Regions from separate parts of the Homo sapiens genome. Here region 2 is linked to region 1. The links are chromatin loops, found by intact Hi-C in ENCODE. Cell type or tissue: endothelial cell of umbilical vein. All regions are shown on one strand.

Region 1 (8,000 bases):
GGAATTTTTCAAAGAAAATTATCCTAGTTTTATTTAATCTGTAGCCAGATTTGTGTGTGTGTGTGTGTGTGTGTGTGTGTGTGTGTGCATGCTGAATTTCTTGCCTGCCAGTGGAAAAACTATGTATAGATTTTGCCGATCACTAGAAAAATACCAATTAATAATAATAACCAACTTTTTTAATGTTGCTAGCTTACATCTGCTAGGGAGTACATTGCATGCATAATTTTATCTAGTTCTCAGTTTAACCCTATTAGGTATTTCATTTCTGTTTCAAAAACCAGGAGAGTGTAGCTAGGGAAGTAACTTGCTCAAGGCAAGATAGCTACTAAATGGGAAAGTGAGTATTAAGTCTGTGTTTTCTGTGGCTGAATTCTGTGCTCTTAACCGATTTGTTCATTGCTTCTCTCCAGCATCACTTTGAGTAAGTTATTCTGCTTTAGGTCAAGTGAAGAAAGAGAAGCTTCTTTTCAAATAATGTAGTTAGAGGGACTGGAAATAATTTGACTTTTTAGAACTCACTTAAAATGATAATAATAACAGTTACCAAAAGTTCTTATGTACTAGGAACTAGTATACACATAGTTTCTATATATGAGGAACTATAAAAAATATCACATATATTAATTAACTTATTCTTTGTAACAACTCTATGAAATATCACTATCCCTAAAATTATCTGCGTTTTATGAATGAGAAAACTGAGGACACTTGAGGTTACAAAAGCAGGTACAAAGTTACCAAGCTAGGAAGTAGAGAGCTGGAAATTGCACTGAGGGACTGTTTCCAAGCTCTATACTCTTGTGCCTCCTTAACTAGGTGTTCAGGGTACAACAGTGAGGATTCAGTAAAGGAGCAGAGGTTACATAATTGGAAACCTACTAGTGGACTCAAGCCTTTGAGTCCCATTAGGTTGGAAATAAGAAGACCTCCTTCTTATTCCATTCCACTGCCCCCATTTCACTTTGGCCAAGCTGTTGCCCAAAGGAAGAATGCAATCATTTCTGGATGTCATTAAGCAATTATATATGTTTTTTTAATACACAAGTCAGTGGATATTCTGAAGAGTGATACAGCAAGTGATGCCTAAAACAGCAAACAAATCCAAAGTGCCAACAATGAATACATGCAGCTTCCCCGTCCAGACTCAGACCTTTTGTATTGAAGGACTGGAAGTGAAAATGACTGATAAGCAGGTACGAGAAGGAAGCAACTGTGGGACAGGTGTGATGGAGGAGGCAAATGGCAGGAACCCACAGGCAGTGTGGTGTAGCAGAGGACGGGAGCTGAACTAGATCAGTGTTTATCAAACATTAGTCAACCTTCACCTGCTACCTTCATCACTGGCTTAATTTCACAAAGCAAGTGCCTTGGTTTTTAGCTTAAGCATGATTGTAAGAACTATATATGCAATGGCAAATTTAATAACTATTTTTTTCTGATACATATACACATCTATATGTAGTTTATTACTACATTACCTAAAATCACTTCATGTACTCTCAGCAATTTAAGTACCACACTTTGGGACACTGAACTCTACTATTAGGAGATGCCATGTAGAACTGAAAGAAAGCTCATGAAATAAAGCTGTATCTATCCAGTAGAGGGTCACATCAGAATGGGGTGAAAATAAGAGTTAAATGGTCTGGAGTAGCTAAAAGCCATAAAAACAAAGGACATCTCTGTTCCCCACAGTGAGGGCCAGTGAGGGCATGGTAGAGAGAAAGACTAGTACAGTAAACTATTAAAGAATAACCAGAGATTCTGTTTAGGGGCCCCTATTCAGATTATAATCCGGAATCCATTGCAGAAGGAAAGCTCCTTTTATCCCCTGGGTATTTTTTTTCACAAGGGACAAAAGGGAAATATATTCATTCATGTATTACTTGGTCTTATAACACAAAAAGATCACATCTAGCTTTGCACAAATCTAGATTAGAAAGAGTACATGTCTAATTGATATTTTCTACAAGGGAAATTTATTTTAATTGGTATTTCCAACGTGATATACTAATTGGCATAGAGCTTGCCTTTTGCAGCACTCTTGGTTGGCTTCATTCCCTATTATTGCTGAGAGTGATGGGGTCCTGTTGTAGGTGGCAATGGTGATCAAGAGAGCTTGTCAGCTAGAAGCCAGGGCAACATCAGCACATGTCTTACTAAGGGAATCAATTTCTCCTTTTTGTCTTTCTGAGGAGATTGAATTCACGTACTGCGTGTCTGCAGCTATACTATGACACAGCAATCAACTCCTTGCTCACATACATATTCTTGCAAATTTATGTTTCTTTCATGGACAAGGAAAAATCTATTTTTAGTTTGTAATCATAACAACTATAGAGACAAAATTAGTTTAAAAAAATGAAGTTTCTTATTACAACCTAGAGTTAGATTTAATATTTAAAAATAAATCAGGGATTAAGCCTGGGTATTGTGATGTAGGTATTCTCTGCAAGTATATTAGCTGTAAAGAAACATTCCTGTATTTTGACTTGAAGTTCTACTATGAAAATCATTCTAACTCTCTGGACTACAAATTCATAAAATTATAAAACCAAATAATGAAACACATGTTAAAAGTAATAGGTGTCATTATACATAATGAAGCTATTATCCCTATACAGTACTTTTTTTCCCAGAACAAATGAATAAAACATATTTATTCCTGCAAAGTAAGTGATGTTTAGGCAAACCACAGGTAAAACTTCTTGCAAATTTACACATGATAAAATAGTCTAAGGAGATGTTTGCAGGCATTTAGATTAACAAGGGACATTTTTAAGGTTTGGGATAGGGAATGGGAACACTGTCAGCAGCTCAAGAGCAGGAATCCTCTAGATGACATATGCATTCTCTAGGCTTTCAGATGGGCTAAGCAGGACATATTCTTGTTGAGCTCTGCACTAGGGCAACACTATTATTAATTATGCAAACTTTTTTTTTTTTGGATGGGTAAGAGAATTTGAGAATGACTCAGCAAGAGATTTCAAAATCAAACGCCTCTACCTGCTTATTGAACATGTTCTTTTTAAAAATCTACTTCTGCTCTGTATCCTGGGCATTAAAAGCTTAAGATCTATGGAAGGGAAGCTCCATCATTGCAGTGGCCTCTGAGAAAGACCCAGTTTTGCAAAGAACACTTGGTCAGTTCAGTTCCACCTAGCCTTCCTATACTTTTAGTTTAAGTTGAAAATACTTGGTACTTTTTCAAGATTGGCTTCTTACTTTTCTCTAACAAACATGAATAAAACCTAGTAAAATCTCCAAACCAAAGATGACTTTATCTGTCAAAGTTGTGTGTGTGTGTGTGTGTGTGTGTGTGTGTGTGTGTGTGTGTTTACCTTCATACATTCCTCTAGATGATAACTTGGATAGGGGGAACACTAGTCAAATAATATGTAAGGCTTTTTTTTTTTTTACAAGTCCTTGCTAAAGTGACAGTTTTAAAGATTTAGTTGGAAAAGGAAAGCTCCCAATCACCAGTCCCTTGGAAGCTTGTTGGGGGAGAAGTCATCTCACCTATTTTGGAAACTACTTGCAGATGTGGGGAAACCTCGGAATTGCTCACAACAGGGGTTTTACAGAGATTTCCTCTGATTTTTTTCCTCCCCAATTTCCCACAACCTGTGTTTGTCTTGAGTCTGCTCGGCTGACATGTGGTTTACCTCGCTGACCCTCCTGCCAGGTTTTACACCCTCTCCTCTGAAGAAGTAAAACATTACTGAAGCCGAAGGATACTGAGCAACTCTGCTCATGGGCGCCAGAACTGTCACAGAAAATTTGCTTCCCGAGTATTCCATCCAGCTTCCCTTCCTGCGCCCACGTGAGCCATAGCGCCAGCCCATCGGCAAGGTCTCAGCGTTTCCTGCTGCTGCAATCTGTAACTCGATTTTGGATTTTTTTTTTAATTGCAGTTCTGAGGATCTTAGTTCTTAGCAAAACTTTGTTGGTTAGGAGACCAACAGTAGTCTGTTTATTTTCTTACCAAAATCGTGAAGACTCGCACACTTTTCCTCCATTCCTGCGCTGCTCTAAGGTTAAACAGCAGCAAAGGAAAGAAATACACACTCGCTGTTTATTTGGGGGGAGGGGAAATATGGATTTGCAGCTAAGTTATCACGATCCTTCGCTCCACCCCCGGTCTGGCACTCTCAACTGACACGTACATCATCTATTAATTGCTGTTTGCGTACACAGATACATAATATATTCATTTTTATCTTTGGTAAAATATAAATGGAATTGTCAGCGCGCTCCTGTCTGTTTGTTTGTCTAAGGCTATCAAAAGAAGTCAAGAGAGGAGGCTGTGGTCCGGATCCTGACCCTGATTGTATGAATAAGTAAGCAGGATGCAAGTGATTGGGTTAGATGGTGCGAATATTTTTTTTTTTCAAGTTAGGAAGAGGGTAAAAAGACAGGCTGGCGGGGGGAAGGCAAACAGTGCATCCCCAAATCCTCACACTTTTGCTCTCTTGCAGTCAGTTGCTTTGCTGGCTTCTGCAGGCTTTTAAGGTCTCGCGGCGTAGAAATGCCTGGCCCCCACCCCCTTCCTCGGTCTCCCCTTTCAATTCAGATGTGCTGATGTGCAGACCGGATTCATCTTCTCGGAGCTGCGGCGGCGGCTTTGGGCTCAGGCGGCGGCGGCTCGCGCTCGGCCGCGGAGTCCTGGCAGCAGCGGGGACGCGGCGCGGGAGTCCGAGCTCTGGTGGCAGCTGAGCCCGCGGGGCGCCGCTCGCCGAGCCGCGGCCGCGGGAAGTTCGGCAGCCAGAAGGACGACCTGGCAGGCTGCGAGCGCCAGCGCCGCCAGAGCCGAGTTTGCCTGCGCCCTCCCCGCCTCCGAGTGCAGAGTTCCTTACCTGCCCTCCGCCCACCCGTGGGCCCCTAGCCAACTTCTCCCTGCGACTGGGGGTAACAGGCAGTGCTTGCCCTCTCTACTGTCCCGGCGGCATCCACATGTTTCCGGACACCTGAGCACCCCGGTCCCGCCGAGGAGCCTCCGGGTGGGGAGAAGAGCACCGGTGCCCCTAGCCCCGCACATCAGCGCGGACCGCGGCTGCCTAACCTCTGGGTCCCGTCCCCTCCTTTTCCTCCGGGGGAGGAGGATGGGGTTGGGAACGCTTTCCCCGAGGATGCTCGTGTGGCTGGTGGCCTCGGGGATTGTTTTCTACGGGGAGCTATGGGTCTGCGCTGGCCTCGATTATGATTACACTTTTGATGGGAACGAAGAGGATAAAACAGAGACTATAGATTACAAGGACCCGTGTAAAGCCGGTAAGTGGCTCTCCAGGTTGGGACGGTGGCGCGCCGGGGGCCGCTGCGCTGGGTTTCCCATGGGTGGCGGTGGGAGCTCACCTGTTTCCTTCCCTCCCGCGTCAGCCCCTCCGCCGCCCCTCCTTCTCTCCCCCTCCTTTTCCTTCCCTTCCCCACCCGCAAGTGGCAGCCGCTGCGGCCCCAGTTGACTAGAGTTCTGTGCCAGTGGGATCCACTGCCAAGCTCCCATCTCCCAGTTTGGGAATAAGGTCCTAGAGTTTCTGATCCCTCTCCCCTCCCCCAGCAAAACGAAACAAGTCGTAAATATAGCTTGCTGCTGTAGGTTTTAAATTCCAACACTCAGCGGGCTTTATGCATATGGAAGGGACACCGTCTTCTTTCCCCTCTCCCCCAGGGCGCGGTTTCCCAGCGCTTGTTCGAGAGCGAGTTGGCAGGGTTCCCCAAAAGATACAGGAGGATGGCATTGCTACCTGGAGACACCTTGGCTCCCTCTTTTACCAGGAATTTCAAGTGTGGGTTCCAGGCTAGAAAGGGATTGTGACAATCTCGGAAGAACTCACTTCTAGATGGGATTCTGATGCATTTGCCCATTTAAAATAAACTGAAAAGAAAAATGTTTTTAAGTTGCTACCCCATTCAAATTTGTGTCTTCCTTCCAGCTAACACCCCAGGGAAATGCAGTCGGACCGGCACTGCCTGAAGCTCAGCTTCTTGCCTCGCAGGGTCCCTGAATGTCCCAGGTCCTTCCCCTCCCTTCTACGCCTCTGGCGCCGCTGCCAGCCTCTCGCGCGCGCGGGGCGGCGCTTCCCTCTCGCCGCCTAAGGTCGGAGGCGCACGTGCCCGGGGCCGCTACCACGTGAGCGCAGCGCCTGAGGGCGCCCAGCACTGGCCGCGGCTCGTGTCCGGGCTTCGGGAGCTCCTGGTTCCTTGCTCTATTGGGCTGTGGCTGAGGTGATCCGCGCTCAGTGTGGACGCACAAGTAACTTCGTAAAGGTTGCATGGTGGTTGGGGCTAACCTAGCAGAGCGGTTTGTAAGCGGAAGGCACGTTAGGTTCCATCCCAAGAGGTGTGGGCTTTAGCGAAGCGCAGAGGAAGGGAGTGGACAAAGTCAAATATATCTAGGGTTCTGCAGATTCCGTGCGGGGTTGCTCTGTGACTAGCTTTTCTTCCCTTCCATAACTAGATAAGCATTATTCACCCTCTCTTGGGCCTGGAGGAAGGAGAGGTGTACACAATGAAGAAAAATGCTGGAAATTCCCTAGTTAATTTTTACCTTTGATGACCCATTGTTCTGACAAAAAGGGTATGTGTGTTGTGTTCACATTATCACATCTTTCTCGGTGCATCCTTAAATGCAGGTACTTATTTAAAAGCCAGAGTAGCTTAGCAGGAGCCTGTTAGGCTGGAACTCAGAATTCTGATTTAATTCAGTTTTGCTGATGAATTCCCTGCTGTCACTTTTAATAACTGTATCTATTTTCCCACTGAAAGTTTCTTGGGCCACCCCGGATGGTTTGGACAAGGAGATGCTGATTGCTGTGGTGGGTGACTAGTGGCTGGGCATTCAGAATCTGTTCTCTGCAACTCCTTAAATGTACTTTTTGCTAAGAAATTTCTTTTGAATAATGTTGTAACTTGCTGAAAATTGTGCGTTTTCTTGTTTGTGGTAAGGTAGAGATGAAGTACATTATTTCAAAAGATTGTCTAGGAAAACATCTACTTTGATACCCTGTTCTGTGAAAGATTCAAGCAGATAAGTATTTGCACCATGTGTATTGAAACACACCTCAGACATTAGTGTTTAGTTTCCTCAGCAAATAAACATCTAGGCAAGGAAAAAAAAAAACTTTAATAGCATTTACTTTTTGTTTCCCCTTTGATGCTGGTTTATTTTTGAATATAGCTGTTGAAAATAAAGCAACAATAAAACCAACGTTGAATGGATTATTACCCTAATCTTATTTCTTCTCTGTTTTTGAGAAGAGGCATACCAGTGCACACCTGTGTGTGTGTTCACACGCATGCATGTGTGTGTGTAATGAGAGGGAAATAAGAATGGCCTAAGTGGAGGGCTAAGAAGTATGCACAGAATGTGAATCCCTTTTAAAATTATCTACCCTGCTTTTGAATTTAGGCTTCAATTTACCATCTTGGCTCAATACAGGCAAAATTTTAGTGCCTCCTTTTTACCACTGGGAAAGTCAAATCAAAGTTCCAATAACAGAAAAAAAATGAAATACTACATTGAAATCCCAAGCAAGAGTCAAAAAAAAAAATCACTGAAATAAGGAAGATGGGGACGGGTCTGTGAAAGAAAGCCATGCAAAAGCAAAAGAGAAGGTACTTTCCAGACACTTGGGGCATCTTTGATCTGCCCTTTCCAAATAACAGATTGGAGGGCATGGCCCATGAAATAAAAGGCCCTTTCTGAGCTCCTCTAATAGGGTCTTCATATTCCTCAAAGTACACAGAGGCTTGATATCACAATGACAATCATGGCTTCGTGGTTTTAAAGCACTTTTGAGTGTTGGTGTTCACAACAGCTCAATATGGTAGAGTTTGTTACTCTTCCCATTTTACAGATAGGAAAGCAGAGGCCCAGTGAGGTTACATGTCTTCATTAAGATTATTCAGAACTCAATTCCAAGTTTCCTGGCTGCAAGTCTGGCTGTATTTGACAATTACACTGCATTCTTAGTTGGCCTTTTGGAGGCTTTCATTGAGAT
Region 2 (8,000 bases), 380 kb before region 1:
AATTTTATCCTGAATGTGGCCATTTACACCTAAAGTCAAGTAGAGTGATGTTAGTTTCATGTGCCAACAAATAGTCCAGACCAATCTGTTAAACTAATTTGACATAAAAAAGCTGTTAAATAAACATTTAAGTATTTATATGTGTATATGTACATATAAACATATACATATAAAATCAACACTTTTTTTAAAGTAAAACCAGGAGTTGAATCCAGTTTCTTTCTCCACCATTGCAAGGCTCTGTTGCAGTGGTCCCTATAGCTTGCTATGGCCTCCTTTGAATAAAGGCTGCTCTAAAAAAAAAAAGAAGAAGAAGAAGCAAAATCAGCATAGGAATTCTTTTACACATGTCAAATATCCATATACTGTAATACCTTACCAGGGACTGTCGTGGAATAGATCCACTGATGTCAGATGGTGATTAAAGAGCACTCATTCCACTGGATTCTTTTTAAATCAATGGATTCCTGCTGCATGTTAGCTTAAAAAGGTATTTTCCAACAACAAAAACTAAGGATAAGCAGTCCACGATGACTCTAGAACAACTTTGGTGGGAACCCCTACAGAATGTCTCCTTTGAGGAGAGCCGTATTTGGATGGATCTTCTGAGAGCAAAGTTAACTGAAAAGTATGTTTTTGGATAGAGGAAGTAAGATGGGACTGATTGGGGTGTTCTCCACTTACATATCAAATACAGTGCTTTTTATTTTAATAAATATTTAATAATCTTTAAATGTTTAATAATATTTGTCTTAATACTCCTTAATACAGTGCTTTTAATTTTATGTATATAGTTTTTCAACTAAAATGTATTGACTAGTTTCACATCCCAGGCATTCTGTGAGGCACTGGGGATAGTGACCGTCCTCAGGAAGGCTTCACACGAGTGCTGTCAGAAACAAGAATACCTAATCACAAGAGAGGAGGAGAGCTGGCTGAAAAACAATAAAAGCTTAGCTACAAGGAGCAATAACAGTACACAGAAGGGGACCTAACCGAGTCACGGGAGTTTGGAAAAGGCTTCTTGGAGCCGGGCTATAAGATTTACTAAAGTTGATGCCAATAAGATCATCACTGTGATCAACAATTTAAAAACATGCTTAGCTGCTGTTTAAATCATCTCTTAGTTCTTGAGAAAAAAAATAATACAAAACAAATAAAACACGTCTTCTTACCATCAGGAAAAAGGAGATTTGTCATACTTATGGTAGCAGGTGGGCATGCATCCAATTCATCTGACAGTAATATCAATTTATATATAAATAAGCTAAAAAGAAGAAGGTTAAAGTTATACAATCCTATTTTATGCCACGCAAAATAAGAATTTGCTCTGTCCACAGATCCATGTGATCTACCTTGATATGGCATTGTCATTAGGATGCAAACTGTGTCTAAGCAGTGAGTGGTATTTATAACCAGCTCATCTAGCTTGCATCATAGAACACTCCAGTTTAGGAAAACAAAGGCTGATGAAAAATCAGTGAGGGCTGCCAGAAGTTCTGTGTTGTAATTGTTGTCTTGACAATGGTGGTGATTAGTAATTGAACACCTGGGCCTAAAATCTAAGCTTGGACTAGTTTACAACTCATGGAAAATAGGTGATTAGGAGATCTATTTCTGTAATTGTTTGAGAGGAAATCCCTTGCAGAGTTTTAAAGAGATGTTTGCAGGGACTAGAATTGTAAAGCTAATTAGAGTAGAGAGTCTGCTAAGGAGAAGAGCCTCCCTTCCACTCAGTAGCTTTGAAAGAGTCTAGTTCTCAAAATTCTCAAAAAATTTCTTAAAGAATGGTTCATGGGCCAGGCGTGGTGGCTCACGCCTGTAATCCCAGCACTTTGGGAGGCCGAGGCAGGCAGATCATGAGGTCAGGAGATCAAGACCATCCTGGCTAACACGGTGAAACCCTGTCTCTACTAAAAATACAAAAAATTAGCCGGGCGTGGTGGCATGTGCCTGTAGTCCCAGCTACTCCGGAGGCTGAGGCAGGAGAATGGCATGAACCCGGGAGGCGGAGCTTGCAGTGAGCCGAGATCACACTACACTCCAGCCTGGGCGACAGAGCGAGACTCCGTCTCAAAAAAAAAAAAAAAAAAAAAAAAAGAATGGTTCATGGGCACCTGCATTAGAATCACCTAGAGTTCTTATTAAAAATGAGTTTCCTCTCCTACCATTGAATCACACTCTCTGCAGGGCAGGACCGAAGTATCTTCATTTGCAGCAAGCTATCTGCGTGACACTAAGTACATGAGGGTTTAGGGGCTATAAACAGTCCTAGCAAAAATGGAGAATCTTCTGGAGGCTTTTTCAGCCTTCGCTGAAACTGAGATGTCCTGGAATCTGGGGAGCAATCATTGCAGGCACCGCAAGTGTAGTAAAACAGCTTCTCCAGGCATGAGTGAAATTTGGACTTTCGTGATTTCTTTTGCAAAAGCCATACAATCTGAATTTTCCAGTCTGAATTCATGGGGGAGTTGACACAGCCCATACACTTCTACTGAGATTTATTACTACACTGGAATTTTTCAAACAGAAAAGTTGACATATCACAGACAGACATTTACTTCTTTAACTATTTGTTAAACTGCATATTGCACATATTGCAATATAAGTCTTGGATTGCAGAAGCAGAAAAAAGTAAAGCCATGAATATTAACCTAATATATTTCTGCCTAATACAGGCAAATAATATGTTCTTGTAGTGATTGATTTACTTACTTTACAATGATGTGGGAATTAGAACCTTTCTTTAAGGCTTATGCTATTGATAATTTCAGGATTATAGTGCCTCAAGAGGAATAAAGTACTTGGGTAAAGCCTCTTTTATCAGCTAGCATCTTTCTAAGTTTTATTGAATGGGGCCTCATTTTAAGAAATTTAGAGTTTGGGTCTCTATATATAGCCCTTTTCTTCTTCTCTACACTTTTTCTGATTTTTCATCTTTTAATTCAGAAAGTTAAGTTTTCATGTTTCATGTTTTCCAATGGCTGAATTTCAAACTCTTTTCAATTTTGGTTGGCTTATTAGTTATGGAGAAAAGTTAGAATTGAATAAATCTTAAATTTTTAAAAATATATTTACTCTACTATACTGGTTGCCAATAAAATGATCATTATTACTGTTTCCTATTTGCAACATTAAAAAATTACATGTTATTTTTATAGGGTGTGAGAGTTTTCTTTTTTTTTAAGAAAAATGGCACACACAAAAAATATTGCTGGTAACAAGGCACATCTTTTTGATAAAACAGTGTACCACTGCCGAATTTATTCTTTGATGACAAAGGATTACAGGAGACTTATCTGTCTTCTGTAGGGAAATAGTCAAGTATCATAAGTAGCGAAAGACAATTTATTTTCTATAGCCCGATTGAGTGAGGCACAACCTGAGCATTTGGGAGGTTGGTGCATATTTTGTTGAGTAATCAAGTTTAATGCATTACGATTTGATATTCTAGATGCAGTACTTTCTTAAAGACCTGAAGCGACTCTGTCACTTCAAACACATATTGACTTAGATGAATTGTCTTTCCAAAATAAAGAGAAAAGCAGTTTTTGTAGTTTGCAGTGTATTAAATAATAGCCAGTTGATGACTACAACTTAATTTAGGGGGATTATTTTCAATGGCAGCTCTCCCATCTTCTTTCTAAATCAACATTCTATTTTCTGTTATGAGGCTCACTACTCTATTTTCAGCCAAAATAATGTTAATAGATTTAATGCAAAAGCAGTCACAGTATATATCTTTTTATCCAGAATGAGCTAATATTAACAGGCTTTTATTATGATATCCTTGTTAATTGACAGTAGCCATATAATGAATACACAGGTGACCAAAATTGAAAGAGAGTAAGTTATGAAATGCACTAAGACTAGAACTTTACACATATTGGAGCAGGACGAGCTGCAGACAAAACCCCTCAGACACCGAGTTAAAGAAGGAAGGGCTTTATTATTCAGCCGGGAGCATCGTCAAGACTCATGTTGCAAAAACCCAGCTCCCTGAGTGAGCAATTCCTGTCCTTCTTAAGGGCTTACAACTCTAAGGGGGACCGCATGAGAGGGTCGTGATCAATTGAGCAAGCAGGGGGTACGTGACTGGGGGCTGCATGCACCAGTAATTAGAACGGAACAGAACAGGACAGGGATTTTCACAGTGCTTTTCCATACACTGTCTGTAATCTATAGATAACATAACCGATTAGGTCAGGAGTCCATCTTTAACTACCAGGCCCAGGGTGTGGCCCCGGGCTGCCTGCTTGTGGATTTCATTTCTGCCTTTTAGTTTTTCCTTCTTTGGAGGCAGAAATTGGGCATAAGACAATATGAGGAGTGGTCTCCTCCCTTAATATGACACTTTTTAAAATGATTTGGAAGGTACTAAAATCTTTTTTTTGGGAAGCAAACAAGACATTAATTTTCACTTATCTATTTAGGGAAAAGCAGAATAAAATGCACAAAAAATTCAGTGGCCTTTTGTGCATGTCTTGATTCTTAAACAATGGGGGTCTACGGTATTTGCTGGAAAATAAAGAGATGCTTGATATGAAACATATTTAAGGCCATTTCTATAAATTTATAGGTCATATTAATTTTTTGGTTATTTTTGACCTTCACAGATACACCGAGGAGTTAAAGGATTTGTCCGAGACCTTCAAGGTAACCCAATTGCGAATGCCACCATCTCCGTGGAAGGAATAGACCACGATGTTACATCCGGTGGGTCTTTGCCACAATTGGAGGCTCTACGTTATGTACAAGAGCATAATTACTAATTATCATAATTATAAGTCTTATGTTCTTCTAAGCAAAACAAATAGCTCGTATCTCTACAGCGTTTCTCAGCTTTGATCTGGTGAAGTTTCCTTTGTGGGCTCAGGTCAGGCGGAGTGAGTGGAGCCCAGGGCGGCTGCTGCGTTAGAAATCCGGGTGCAGCAGATGGCGCCCTTTCCTCAGCTATCTCGCCCCAGAGCTGGGAGGTGGTGCCACAGGCTGCCGATTCTTCGCGGTTCTTCAGGCAAAGGAAAAGGAGCTGCTGGAGTTAAAATACCAGTGACTTTCTAGTCTCTGTTAAGAAGTGCTAACGAGCTGCGAATGGGGAGACCGAAGGAGGGAGCGGAAAGAGGAGGAAGGAAGAAAACTGCTGCGGGTTGTGTGTCTAAAAATTCTCACACAGTTTTTCATTTAATCCGTATAATAAATCCGCAGGGATTCAAGGTTAAACAAGAGTTTATAGGATTGAGGTGCGATGTTAGTGACTTCCAGGTTTTGAGCTCCATTTCCATTTCCCCAGTTTGAGGAAAATGATGCATTTTTCTGGCAAGTCTACCTACTCGCATTAATAAACATTGATCCAGGTCATTTTAGTTTGTCATTTGTTGGGATCTTTTCAATAATGACAACTTTTTCTTTTTAGCTGTAAACTCTTTACAATTTTTTTTAGACTTTGTGACAATTAACCTTTAACTTATGTCCCAAACCACTCTGTACCATCAACTCTTTCTTAACCTTCACATTTATAGCTTGGATTAAAAAAAAATCTTTAACATTTGTCCTCTAAAACTCCATTCATTCTTCATGTATCAACAGCCCACTAGGTGCCAGCCAGTATGCCAGAATCTGTGCCAAGATGTCAGCCCATGTAGCCCCTTAGCCCTTAGCTGAGAGGGTGAAACCCAGCGTTAGTATCCCTGCCACAAGAAACCTGTTAGCCCTAATATGTCATACAAATATTTTATTTTCTCTACATTCCATGATGTGAAATGTTTAGGAAAATCTAACCTAGGGAATAAACACGTGGGAAGAAATTAAATCAGAGGAGGGGCTCTAGAATACTCCAGCTTTTCAGGGACAAGGTGATAATAAGAAGGAACCAGCAATAGAACTGACGGTAGAAAATGAAGTGTGTTGTACTGAAGGTAGAAAATGAAGTGTGTTGTCCTGGAGGCTTTGAAGTGCTTCAAGAAGAAGGGAGTGAAAAAGCGTTAATTAAGATGAACCTTGTGAATGAATCCTTGGATTTAGCAGTTCAGAGGATCTTGAAAAAATCTGTTCAATGGAGTGAATGGTGGGATCCTGATTGGACTGGGTCCAAGACAGAATAAGAAAAGAACCATTCTGAGATTGAGAACATGAACAAACCTTTCCAGAAATTTTGCTATAAAGCAAAAAGACAATTGAGGCACTAGCTGCAAGGAGATGTAGATTTAGAGGTAGATTTGATGATACGGTGATGGGGGCTTAATTTTTTTGACTGTACCTATTTTTGCAATGAAATAAGATGTAAAGTAACAACTGGGAGGTTGAACAGGATGTGTAGGGGTGTTAGGAAAAAGGAGAAGGTGTGAAGTGTCTACGAAAACCTTGCTCTTCAAAGTGTGGCCTCTGCTCGCAACCTTAGCATTGCCCTGGGGCTGGTCAGGAATGCAGAACCTGGGAGCTGGAATCAGATTTTTCATTTTACCAAGTTCCCAGGTTTGCACCCAAGTTTGAAAATCACTGACTTAGGTAAATGGGAGATTGAATGGACTAGGGTGCCCAGTGTATTCTAAGTCTTTAGAAATCTAAATTTCTAACTAGGACCTCAGAGATCCTACAAGGGCTACCTTTGGCCCACACTCTGTGAAGATTCTCTGACCAGCAGGTCTTCACCTGGCAAGAATCAAAACATGATGGCTGTATGTTCTGACCCTGCTGCTTGGGGAATTCATCTGTCTTTTTACCTGTGTTGCTCCTGATGTGATTAGAAGATCTATGATCGTACGAGGTTTATTAGACAATTTAACATTGATATCTATAAAGTAGCTATAAGAAATGAAGCCTGTAAAGAGAGTTTCACACCCTATTCAATAAAATTTCATTAAATTCCCTATATATTTACTTTAAAAATCGAGAATCAAAAAAGGTGAACTGAGCTAGACTGGGTATTCCTTAGATGGCATAATTATGCATTGTGTAATTCTGCATATTTCATGTGCTTTGTGATTTGATATTCTGCCTTCCTACAGCAAAGGATGGTGATTACTGGAGATTGCTTATACCTGGAAACTATAAACTTACAGCCTCAGCTCCAGGCTATCTGGCAATAACAAAGAAAGTGGCAGTTCCTTACAGCCCTGCTGCTGGGGTAAGTAATCATAATAATAGCCAAACGCTATAATAATAATTAAGCATTTATCATTGTCAGGCATACTGAAGTGATTTATATTTAATCTTCGTACTAGCCCTATGAGGTAGGCAACATTGTTATCTCAACTTAACAGATGAGAAAACTGAGGCTTAGCAAAGTTAATATGAAGCTCTATTACCATTTCTCAGTTTTTGAAGAGATTTACAAGAAAATGAAATAAAACTTTAAAAAATTAAATTTTTATTTGCTAACCTTGATTTCCATCTCAATGGGATTATGTTTCATTTGCCTTTTTATCTTTAGCACCTAGCGCAGTGCCTTTCTCAATAAGTATTTGAAAAAAAAATGATGCATATAAGAAAATTTTAGGTGGTAACCAAACACTTATTTAGCATATTTTATGTGCAAGGCTCTCTGTGCTAAGTAGTATCAAAAACCATATCTTATTTAAGTAGATCTCATTTGTTTGTTAGGAAGGTGATGGTGATAAGACCAAAACTTCTCTTAGAGCAGAATTTTACTACTACCTTTGTATTATATGCCTGGGACCGTGGGAATACCTGTAGGATTTCTTGAAAGTCTAAAAAGCTTACTTGAAAAGAATTTATTATTATTTTTGTTTATGTACCCAAAACTTGGAGTATAAATGCTTGATTTATGCAAACAAAATATCTTGAGTTTTTAACTGGTATATGGTTTTGATTGTGTGCATGTATGTCTACATTGGGCTGTATATGTATTAAAATCAAGAGGTATATTTGGGTAACTGAAACCTGGAAAAAATGGCCCTGGGAACAAGTTGTAAAGGTTCAACTATTTTGATCCTTTGTCTTTCTGGCATGTGTTAGTGCAAGGATATAGTCAGTGTAATCAC

Evidence for each region. Hi-C counts contacts between places; a loop is a spot of excess contacts. Peaks named below come from ENCODE experiments on the same cell type or tissue, not always from the same donor. Only the 100,000 strongest peaks of a DNase experiment are listed, where the experiment ranks them.
Region 2: a loop joins it to region 1, with 3 times the contacts of the local background. A loop is called at or near these places in 3 of 110 quality-filtered maps.

Annotation. Positions count from the first base shown.
Region 1 is chr4:165,868,800-165,876,799 of GRCh38, forward strand. TLL1 (tolloid like 1) reads left to right here and starts at 4,438. Exons shown (of 21, transcript NM_012464.5): 1 at 4,438-5,274. The coding sequence starts at 5,106. In endothelial cell of umbilical vein, no CTCF peak of the experiment used is centred here; DNase peaks (open chromatin) are centred at 3,862, 3,982, 4,342 and 4,402; H3K4me3 peaks cover 2,799 bases; H3K27ac peaks cover 349 bases; H3K27me3 peaks cover 168 bases.
Region 2 is chr4:165,488,555-165,496,554 of GRCh38, forward strand. CPE (carboxypeptidase E) reads left to right here. Exons shown (of 9, transcript NM_001873.4): 7 at 4,617-4,716; 8 at 7,005-7,123. Among named protein-coding and RNA genes, the nearest start is that of MIR578, 110 kb to the left of the region's middle. RefSeq lists a silencer at 4,848-5,017. In endothelial cell of umbilical vein, a CTCF peak has its summit at 4,920 (motif pointing right); DNase peaks (open chromatin) are centred at 1,377 and 4,957.